Linked DNA regions of Homo sapiens: regions 2 and 3 are each linked to region 1. Evidence: chromatin contacts called from ENCODE Hi-C or POLR2A ChIA-PET data. All regions are on one chromosome and are shown on one strand. The core of a region is the stretch at or near the end of the contact, and the rest is flanking DNA. Distances in the headings are between cores, read along the strand shown. Region 1 has its middle 31 kb from the start of NIPAL1. Region 2 holds the start of OCIAD2 (OCIA domain containing 2). Region 3 overlaps ATP10D (ATPase phospholipid transporting 10D (putative)).

What was found. Hi-C counts contacts between places; a loop is a spot of excess contacts on that map. ChIA-PET counts read pairs that join two places held with the same protein, here RNA polymerase II (POLR2A). Pooled maps may share reads with other maps.
Region 2: a loop to region 1 is called in a pooled map, with 4 times the contacts of the local background. The contact joins the promoter of OCIAD2 here to the enhancer-like site in region 1. A Hi-C loop is called at or near these places in 5 of 50 pooled maps.
Region 3: a loop to region 1 is called in a pooled map, with 3 times the contacts of the local background. The contact joins two enhancer-like sites. A Hi-C loop is called at or near these places in 2 of 37 single-sample maps with no recorded cell type and 4 of 50 pooled maps. POLR2A ChIA-PET finds 5 or more read pairs at or near these places in 1 of 52 experiments (activated CD4-positive, alpha-beta T cell).

Annotation. Positions count from the first base shown.
Region 1 is chr4:48,046,011-48,048,934 of GRCh38, forward strand. No RefSeq gene overlaps it. Among named protein-coding and RNA genes, the nearest start is that of NIPAL1, 31 kb to the left of the region's middle. RefSeq lists an enhancer at 1,623-1,822. Within about 2 kb of position 1,486, at least 7 of the 41 ENCODE cell types and tissues checked have a DNase peak (open chromatin) inside an H3K27ac peak, as active enhancers do.
Region 2 is chr4:48,905,262-48,908,185 of GRCh38, forward strand. OCIAD2 (OCIA domain containing 2) reads right to left here and starts at 1,513. Exons shown (of 7, transcript NM_001014446.3): 1 at 1,397-1,513. RefSeq lists a silencer at 1,191-1,450 and an enhancer at 1,741-1,820.
Region 3 is chr4:47,530,296-47,533,219 of GRCh38, forward strand. The region is part of intron 5 of ATP10D (ATPase phospholipid transporting 10D (putative)); the gene reads left to right. Among named protein-coding and RNA genes, the nearest start is that of ATP10D, 46 kb to the left of the region's middle. Within about 2 kb of position 1,501, at least 17 of the 41 ENCODE cell types and tissues checked have a DNase peak (open chromatin) inside an H3K27ac peak, as active enhancers do.

The DNA.
Region 1 (2,924 bases), core at 236-2,735:
GGAAAAAATTTAGTATAAGCATGTCCCATAAAATATTTGTAACATAGTTATGGTAATAAAGAGTCTGACTTTGTTTTCCATATTTGCTGACAACTTGCAAGCCCCAGCACACCCCTGCCCCTTCTTCCCTACACCTGGACAAGACGATAAGAAAGTCAAAGTAATTCCCTTCCTCCGTGCCAGCTGGAAGTTCAAACCACACCGGCCTCAGCCCTTTCATAAAACCCCAAGGCAGCCTGCCCTCCCCACTTGCTCAACCTATTTTCAGACCTGCTTGGGAGCCTGCCCTGTGCTCCTCAGAAAGCCTCATTATTTGAGTCATAAACCTTTTCATATCCTCTTGGGGTATGGCATCAATAATCCCAATCTTTGAACCAAATTTGGGGTAAGGGGTTCATCCATTTCTGGGGTTGATGACAATATAGAGGGTGACCACAACACATACACTAAAAAATGATTCATTATTTATCTGAAATTCAAATTTACCAGTTGTCTCATATTTTATTTGGCAACCCTGTCTCCAGGACTTCATCTTCATGCCCGTTTCCTCAGAGTCACAGATGGGTGCTCTACTTCCAGGTCCCAAAGCCATATTCCAAGCAGGAAGACACAAAAAATTTTTTCCTTCTATTAAGACCTGGGCTTTGTATTTGGGAAAGGAAGTCCTCCCCAGGCACTTCTAGCTATATCTCACTACATGGAACTTTCTCATGTGGTATGCTTGCTATGAGAGGGCCCTCAAAATTGAGTATTTTAGCCTTCCAAAACATGAAGAATAGAGAGTTGTAGGTGACTTTTGGAATATAAACCCAGTGTCCACTGGGAAGCTGTCTGTTGCCATATATTATGGGTATAATCCTTTTGAAAGTCTTCTATTTACCCGCAAGCTAGTTTTCCTCTTCCTGAAATCCTGTTAGTTAAGGGAGTTGGGGGACAAATGCCACCCTGGGAAGAATGATATGGTCCAAGGACCAGCACCTGTGTCATTATCTGAGAGCTTGTTATAAATTCAAAATCTAAAGCTCCACCACAGACCTCCTGAATCAGAATCTACATTTTAACCAGGTCCCCAGGTGACTGTATGTATTAGTGCATTAAAGTTTGAGAAGAACTGGCTTAGAAGGACCCTAGTTTTCACATTTGCCATTGGAATAGCCCAAGGACCCTTTAAAAATACCAATGACTTCCCTAGATATTTTGATTCAATTGGCCTGGGGTGCAGCCTGGGCATCAGGATTTTTTAAAGCTCCCACAAGATTTTAATAGGCAGGGACGTTTAATAACAACTGCCCTAGAACAGCGACGCTCAACCCTGGCTGCCCATTGGAATCACTTGGGGTGCTTGGTTTTAAAACTACCAATGCCTGGGTCCCCCAAGAGCAGTTAAATCAGAACTGGGGAGATGAAGGAGGATGAGAAGGTAAGACACGGGCAATGGTATTTTTGAAAAGCTGTCAGATCATTCTAGTGTGTGAAAACCACACCAGGAAGAGGAAGTGAAACACTCACATTCTCCAGCCCAGTGGTTTGCGGGCAGAAGAGGGAGAGTGATATTAGAGGGGTTAAAGATACTGCAGGGGCAGGAGGGCCAGGTAGAGGGTACTGGCAAGGGCAGGGAGGCTTGCATTCTGCCTTGTGTTCAGATTCCTGGAGGGAATTGCCCCACGAACTGTCTGGAAAGCAGCCATGGACAAACTCTGCAGCACAGCATGATTAAGCAGGGGAGTGAGGGTAGAGGCAGGAGTGCAAAATTGTAAAGTTTTAGCTTTTTGAGCTATTCTCAGTCCCTGTGTGGTATGGACAGGACCCAGAAGCTCCCACATGTGCTCAAGATGGTCCTCTGGAAGCAGCTGAGTTGAATCATTTCCCAAAGAAATGACATGGCACTCACCCTTCAAGAGCAAGGTGACCTGCAGCCCAGGCTGAGGGGCCAATGAAGACTGTGGCAGAGTCTAAACTTACACCATAAGCCTGCAGTGCCAGCAAGAGCTGGGGTGAGGTCAAATCAGCCAGGGAGAACTCCTGTGCCCTAGCCAAGTCAGGAAAGACCAGTCCACACCAGTCACCAGCTCCACCTGCAAAAGCTAGCTGGATAAGCAGCAACTAGGATGATAAGAAATGTTGTGGAGATCAGAGGTGCCAAGAGACACTGCTCCAATACAAACAGCCCTTCCCCTTCACTTCACCGCTGTGAGGTCACCTTGCCAGGGCTGAGAGTCACAGTCTGCATTGGAAGGGCTACTAATTGCTAGCTGTTAGCATCCACTCCAGTGGGTCTGTGTCTGTGTCAAATCAGTTAATTATGTTGAATGTCACTCCTAGATAAAGTTCCCCCTTTCCCTGCTCTACTCAGATGCTGTGTTGGGCAGAAACAGAAAAGGAGAAGCAAGACCTGAGAGCCTATCCATTTTACTGAATGAGAATATTTTCATCATTGCACTAAGCTAAAGTTATAGGGTTAAAATCAATCAAGTTTCGCCAGCCCTACCCAGCCAGTAGGGACACATGAGGAAATCTACAGAAGTTACAGGCAAAATAAAAGAGCTACAGCTTGTCTGTACATCTAACAGTAGTGTGAGGAAACTTCCATTCCTGCTGTAGACGTAAGGATAATCTGCTTCTTCTATGAAGTATTCTTCTTCTTCTTCTTCTTCTTCTTATTATTATTATTTGAGATGGAGTCTCGCTCTTTCACCCAGGCTGGAGTGAAGTGGCATGATCTAGGCTCACTGCAGCCCCCGCCCCTCAGGTTCAAGTGATTCTCCTGCCTCAGCCTCCTGAGTAGCTGGGATTGCAGGCGCCTGCCACCACGCCTGGTTAATTTTTGTATTTTTAGTAGTGATGGGGTTTCACCACGTTGGCCAGGCTGGTCTTGAACTCCTGACCTCAGGTGATCCACCCGCCTTGGCCTCCCAAAGTGCTAG
Region 2 (2,924 bases), core at 263-2,762, 860 kb after region 1:
TGGGTCTAGAGTTCCAGAACAGGGGTAGGCTAGAGAGATGAAGTTGGGAGCTGCCATCATAGAGATGAGAGTTAAAGCAGGGAACTTTAATAAATGTGTCTAAAAACAGTACTGGAGAATATGAACACTGAGCCCAAGGGAATATCGAAAAGAGAAGAAAGATTAAAAAAAAAAAAGCAGGCCAAGGAAATGACTGAGAAGGAATAGCTGATACAGAGGGGAGGGAATTTCTGAAGGAGGGAGTGAATCATCAACACCATCACATGGCTTAGAAAAGTGGACCCTGGATTTGGCAATGATGGACATAATCCAGGTGGACTTTGAGCCTCCTCCTGCCCCCAGTGGCCACTGCATTCTGCAGCCCTGAACTCTACCTCTACCTCTGCTTTTCTTCTGCAAAATGAACCTCTTATATACAATTCTGTTTCCTACATCAGTTACTAAACTTTGAGGCATTTGAGCCAAGGGGACCCGTACTCGCACCAAGTTTCATCACAGGTGTCTAATGTGATTACAGGGGCAGCACGGTGCCCTGCACGGGAAAGTACTGGGGTCAGAGAGACCAGAGTTCAAATCGTGACTCTTTACCCCTGCGATCCCTTTGGTGCAAATGACTTAATCCGTCTCTGCCTCAGCTTTCTCCACTGTTAATTGGGCATAATGGACACAACAATGGTGAGGGGCTCTTGCAGGAATGAAGACTAGGATGAGGATGAGGATGAGGGATACGTCCATAAAGCCCCTGCACACCTTCCATTTCCTGAGCACTCCCAGGAAGTCTTTGCTGACCACGCCAAATTAGATTATCTTTGCTTAGCCATTAGGCCGCTGCCCTATATTGGGAGGCAAATATACCTCTCAGCTTCGGTGGCCAGGTCCCCTGGCACCCACTTAGTCCTCAGTCTGCACCTAAAAGCAAGCCTTCCGAGGGTCTTGCCTTGCAGGTGTAGCTCCCACCCCCCACGCTGGGGTGGTCCGGGGACCCTCTGTTTCCTCAGTGGTGGGGAAGGGACCCGTGGGTTCGTGGGTGCTGACCGACGAATGTGCGGAGGAGGGCGCGCCCCAGCATGGGGGGCGGGGGTGCTTCTTAGGATGGCTTGGAGGGGGGCGCCTGCAGGGCTGGACGGCGGACGGGGGACACTGCACTTTCTGATGCGGTCGGGGAAGCCGGGAGTCAGCCTACTGGAGTCCGCTGCCATCCCTGGCCAGAAGCAGCCAGCGCCACCCCAAGCTCCCCAGCCCCTCGCCCGTGCCGGGGCCGCCGGGGTCCGAGTTAGGGGAGAGTGGGGGGCGGCCACCGCTGCACCGCGCGGCCTTCGAAGGACTGCCCTGCGGCGCCGCGTTCCCCCGAGGCCACCCCCTCCCGCCGTCAACACTCCCCGGGGCGGGGGCTCACCTGTGTGGTCTGGGTCGCCTCCGAGGCCGAGTCCCTCGTTGCCAAGCCCAGCAGGCCTCGCTCCCCCGTGACTGCACCGCCGGCCCGCTCCAGCTTCCCGAGTACCCCACCTGTCTCCCCGGCTTCCTTCCGGCCCTTTGTGTTTTCTTCTCTTGCTCCGCCCCCTCGCCTGCCCGCTAAGCACTTAAGCTGGTGAAGTCACCCTACTGCCACCTGGCAGTCACTTTCGCTGTTGGTGGCAACCCAGGCTGGAACCCAGCTCTTGCCGGAACCCCTGCCCCATCCTTGAGGCTTGTCCCGACACCGAGTAGGTTCTAGTTCCTTTGTGCCTTCCAAATGACTCCCTTCCTCCAGCAATCACAGCCGCAACAGCCATGTATTGCGCCCCCGCCCTAGGCCAGGCGTGGGCATCACCTTTGCACTCCTTTCTGCAGCCGTGTGTGGTGCCCACTGTGACCTGCACTTCACAGACGGGTCATCTGAGTTGTGCAGGCCACTAAGGGAGCCTGGAGTCAACCCCAGGCCTGCTTGGCTCCCAGGCCTTCTCTTTCCATTGCTCTTTGTCGGTCCCCTGCTGCCTCCTGTCCCTCCCCAACTCTGACTTGTGGAGGGAAGCCTTTGACATGTGGGGGTACCTTTAATACCGATATCACTTGTTACCGGAGAGGGGTCCCGATCCAGACCCCAAGCGAGGGTTCTTGGACTTCTCGCAAGAAAGAATTCGGGGTGAGTCCGTAGAGTGAGAGCAAGTTTATTAAGGAAGTATAGAAAACAGGCCGGGTGCGGTGGCTCACGCCCATAATCCCAACACTTTGGGAGGCAAAGGCAGGCAGATCACTTGAGCTCAGGAGTTCAGACCAGCCTGGCCAACATGGTGAAACACTCTCTCTACTAAAAATACGAAAAGTTAGCCAGGCATGGTGCTCTATGCCTGTAATCCCAGCTACTCGGGAGGCTGAGGCAGGAGAATCGCTTGAACTCCGGAGGCAGAGGTTGCAGTGAGCCGAGATTGCGCCACTGCACTCCAGCTTGGGCGACAGAGCCAGACTCTGTCTCAAAAAAAAAAAAAACAAAAAAAAAACAAAAAACAAGAAGAACAACAACAAAAAAGAATGGCTACTCCACTGGCAGAGCAGCTGTGTGGGCTGCTTAGCTAATTATACTGGTAGTTATTTCTTGATTCTATGCTAAACAAGGGGTGGATTATTCATGAATTTTCCAGGAAAAGGGTGGGCAATTCCCGGAACTGAGGGTTCCTTCACTTTTTAGACCATATAGGGTAACTTTCTGACGTTGCCATGGCACTTGTAAACTGTCATGGCCCTGGTGGGAGGGTCTTTTATCAGGCTAATGCATTAAAATTAGCATTTAATGAGTAATGAGGACGACCAGAGGTCACTTTCATGACCATCTTGATTTTGGTGGGTCTTGGCTGGCTTCTTTACTGAGTCCTGTTTCATCAGCAAAGTCTTTGTGACCTGTACCTTGTGCCAACCTTCTATCTCATCCTGTGACTAAGAATGCTGAA
Region 3 (2,924 bases), core at 251-2,750, 520 kb before region 1:
CATGATTCTTGTTATTTTGAGGTTTGTTCCTTTGACACCTAGTTTGTTGAGGATTTTTATCATGAAAGGATATTGGTTTTTATCGAGTGTTTTTTCTACATCTATTGAAATGATTATGTGGGTTTTTGTTGTTGTTGCTGTTGTTGTTCTTTTTGTTTGTTTGTTTGTTTGTTTGTTTTTCGAGACAGTCTCACTCTATTTCCCAGGCTAGAGCAGAGTGGTGCGATCTCAGTTCACTGCAACCTCCACCTCCTGGTTCAAGCAACTGTTGTGCCTCAGCCTCCTGAGTAGCTGGGATTATAGACACGTGCCACCATGCCTGGGTAATTTTTGTATTTTTAGTAGAGATGAGGTTTTGCCATGTTGACCAGTCTGGTCTCTAACTCCTGGCCTCAGGTGATCTGCCTGCCTTGGCCTCCCAAAGTGCTGGTATTACAGGCATGAGCCACTGCGCCCAGCCTAGTTTTAGTTTTTAATTCTGTCTATGTGGTGAATCACATTTATTGATTTGTATATGTTAAACTATCCTTCTGTCTCTGGAATAAAACCATGTGATCATGATGGATTATCTTTTTGATGTGCTATTGGCTTTGGTTTGCTAATATTTTATTGAAGATTTTTGCATCTGTATTCATCAGGGATATTAGCCTGAAGCTTTCTTTTTTGTTGTTGTTGTGTCCTTGCCAGATTTGGGTATCATGGTGATGCTGGCTTCATGGAATGAGTTAGGGAGCCCCTAATCTGACTCCTCTGACTTGTTGGAATAGTTTCCGTAAGATGGGTATCAGCTATTTTTTTTTGCACTGATGAGAAAATTTGACTATAAATCCATCTGGCCCTGGGCTTTTTGTTGTTGGTAGGTCTTTTATTAATGATTCAATTTCATTTCTTGTTATTGGTCTGTTCAGGATTCCATAGCATCTGTAAGTAGCACTGGATACAGACATCTGATAGGGTAGGGACAGGGAGGGAACCATGCAGTGGAAAGAGGGAAAGGCTTAGTCTTAATCAGGAGATAATGCTGGAATTAAATCTTCAAGAATGAGAAGATGCTAGGCAAACAATAAAGTGAAAAGAATGGCTGGCATTTCAGGCTGAGGGAGCAACATAGGCAAGAGCACAGAGGCCCAAGACTACAGTGTATTTGTATTGTTCTATGTGGCTAAGTATGTCTGGAATGTAGGTGAGCAATAAGGCAGATCATGAAGAGGCCAGAGCCTGAAGGGCCTTGTGTATTTTGTTAAAAAGAAACATTTATCCTGAAGTTATTGGGGTTAGTATTAGAAAAGTCCTTCCATGGAAATTTTAGATGGTCTTCATGAAAAGAAGTTAGGCAGCTGCCCCTCTCTCATCAGAAACATTCTCATAAGCCATCTCTTAGGATGAGTCCTTTTCAAGGATCATTTCCTCTAGCTGCTGACTGTGAATAAAGTTTCCTCTTGTAAATGTCAGAATCAGGGGCTGCCATTTTTTCACCTGAGGTCAGATCTGTCTTAGGGTGCAGCCTATTCAGCTGTCCTCTTCCCACAGCTGGGCACGCTGACTCCCTGATGAGCTCAGACTTGCCCCTAGCAGGATGTATTTGGTTTATGCGGTGGAGAGAACAGGAAGGAACTCTAGTCTACACTCTGTGGTCTGGAGCATATAGCACTCTGCAAAGAATCTGGCCCAGTGCATGTAGTTAGATTTTTAAAAAACTGTATGAGAACACTGTTGCCACAGAAATTCTGATCCTGTGTCCCAATTCTGATAGTTTGTCTAGTGTCTGAGACTCCGGCTCTTGCTACCTCAGAACTGTTTGCTCCTGTATCATCTTGACAAGTAGTTCAAAATTTCTGGGAGTGGAGCCATGGCCTACTTTTGTCAGCCTCTCTTTTCACCCTTTGGATATGGTTCTTCTTAATAGACACATTCGAGCATCATTTGCTGTGCTGGGCACTGAGTCTTGTTCAGAGCACTTACCTAGTTCCAAGGCCCTATTAGCTTTCTGCCTATCCAAATTGTCACTTTTCCCTAGGTTTCTGGGCAACATGTTTCCCTGCCCTTTGATTCCCACTTGTGATGGCTCCTCTGATATCCGTTTGCTTTGAAATTTGCTGCTTTATTTTCTGACTATCATGACCTGACTGCCAAAGTGGCCTCCCTTCTGGAATCCTCAGATTCTGCCTTCACTAGTGATTGGAGGGGCTTTTGTCTACTCTATTCATGTCCATCCTGAGAGCTGGCCTCAGCCATTGGCAGGGAAGCATTTAATAAGAGAATCAGCCTAGGTAGATACAGTGATTTTCTGTGGAATTATTTTAATACACTAAACTGGCTCCTTATTCTTTTCCTGCTTTGTGGCCTGTTTTCAAAAATTAAGCACAAATTGAGATGCTTAAGCTACCTGTCTATATGACACCTTCTTTGATCTTCATGCTCTAAGGTAGAACTGACATCCTCCCTATTTGTGACTACACTGTATGCTGAATATCAGATTCGTATCATACTATCATATTTTTACTACTCTTACATGTTTCTACCTGTATTACCTCCTCTTAGACCACGGGAGTCCAGACTGCATGTTTGTTTTTCTATTTCTAGCATCTGGGTTGGAGCGCTGGGCACATAGTAGATAGATGTTTCATGGAAGCTGTATGTGACAGCCAGTGCCTCATACAAAACTCTGAAGGTACCATACCGTAAGTGCCAATTATCAGACACAGGTAAAATACAGGACATTTTTGGAATTTGCAGTAAGTGCAATTAATATAGAAGCTGAACTTTGTCTAATGGTGGTACCTCAAAGTGATTTAATGGTGAAAAATAAGGATTTCAGGGGAAAAAATCTTAATACTTTCTGAGGAACTTTGGAATTGATGATTTCATGTGTTAAATTCTTTCCTATAAGGACTCTAGGGATAAGAAAAAAAAAATGCCACATT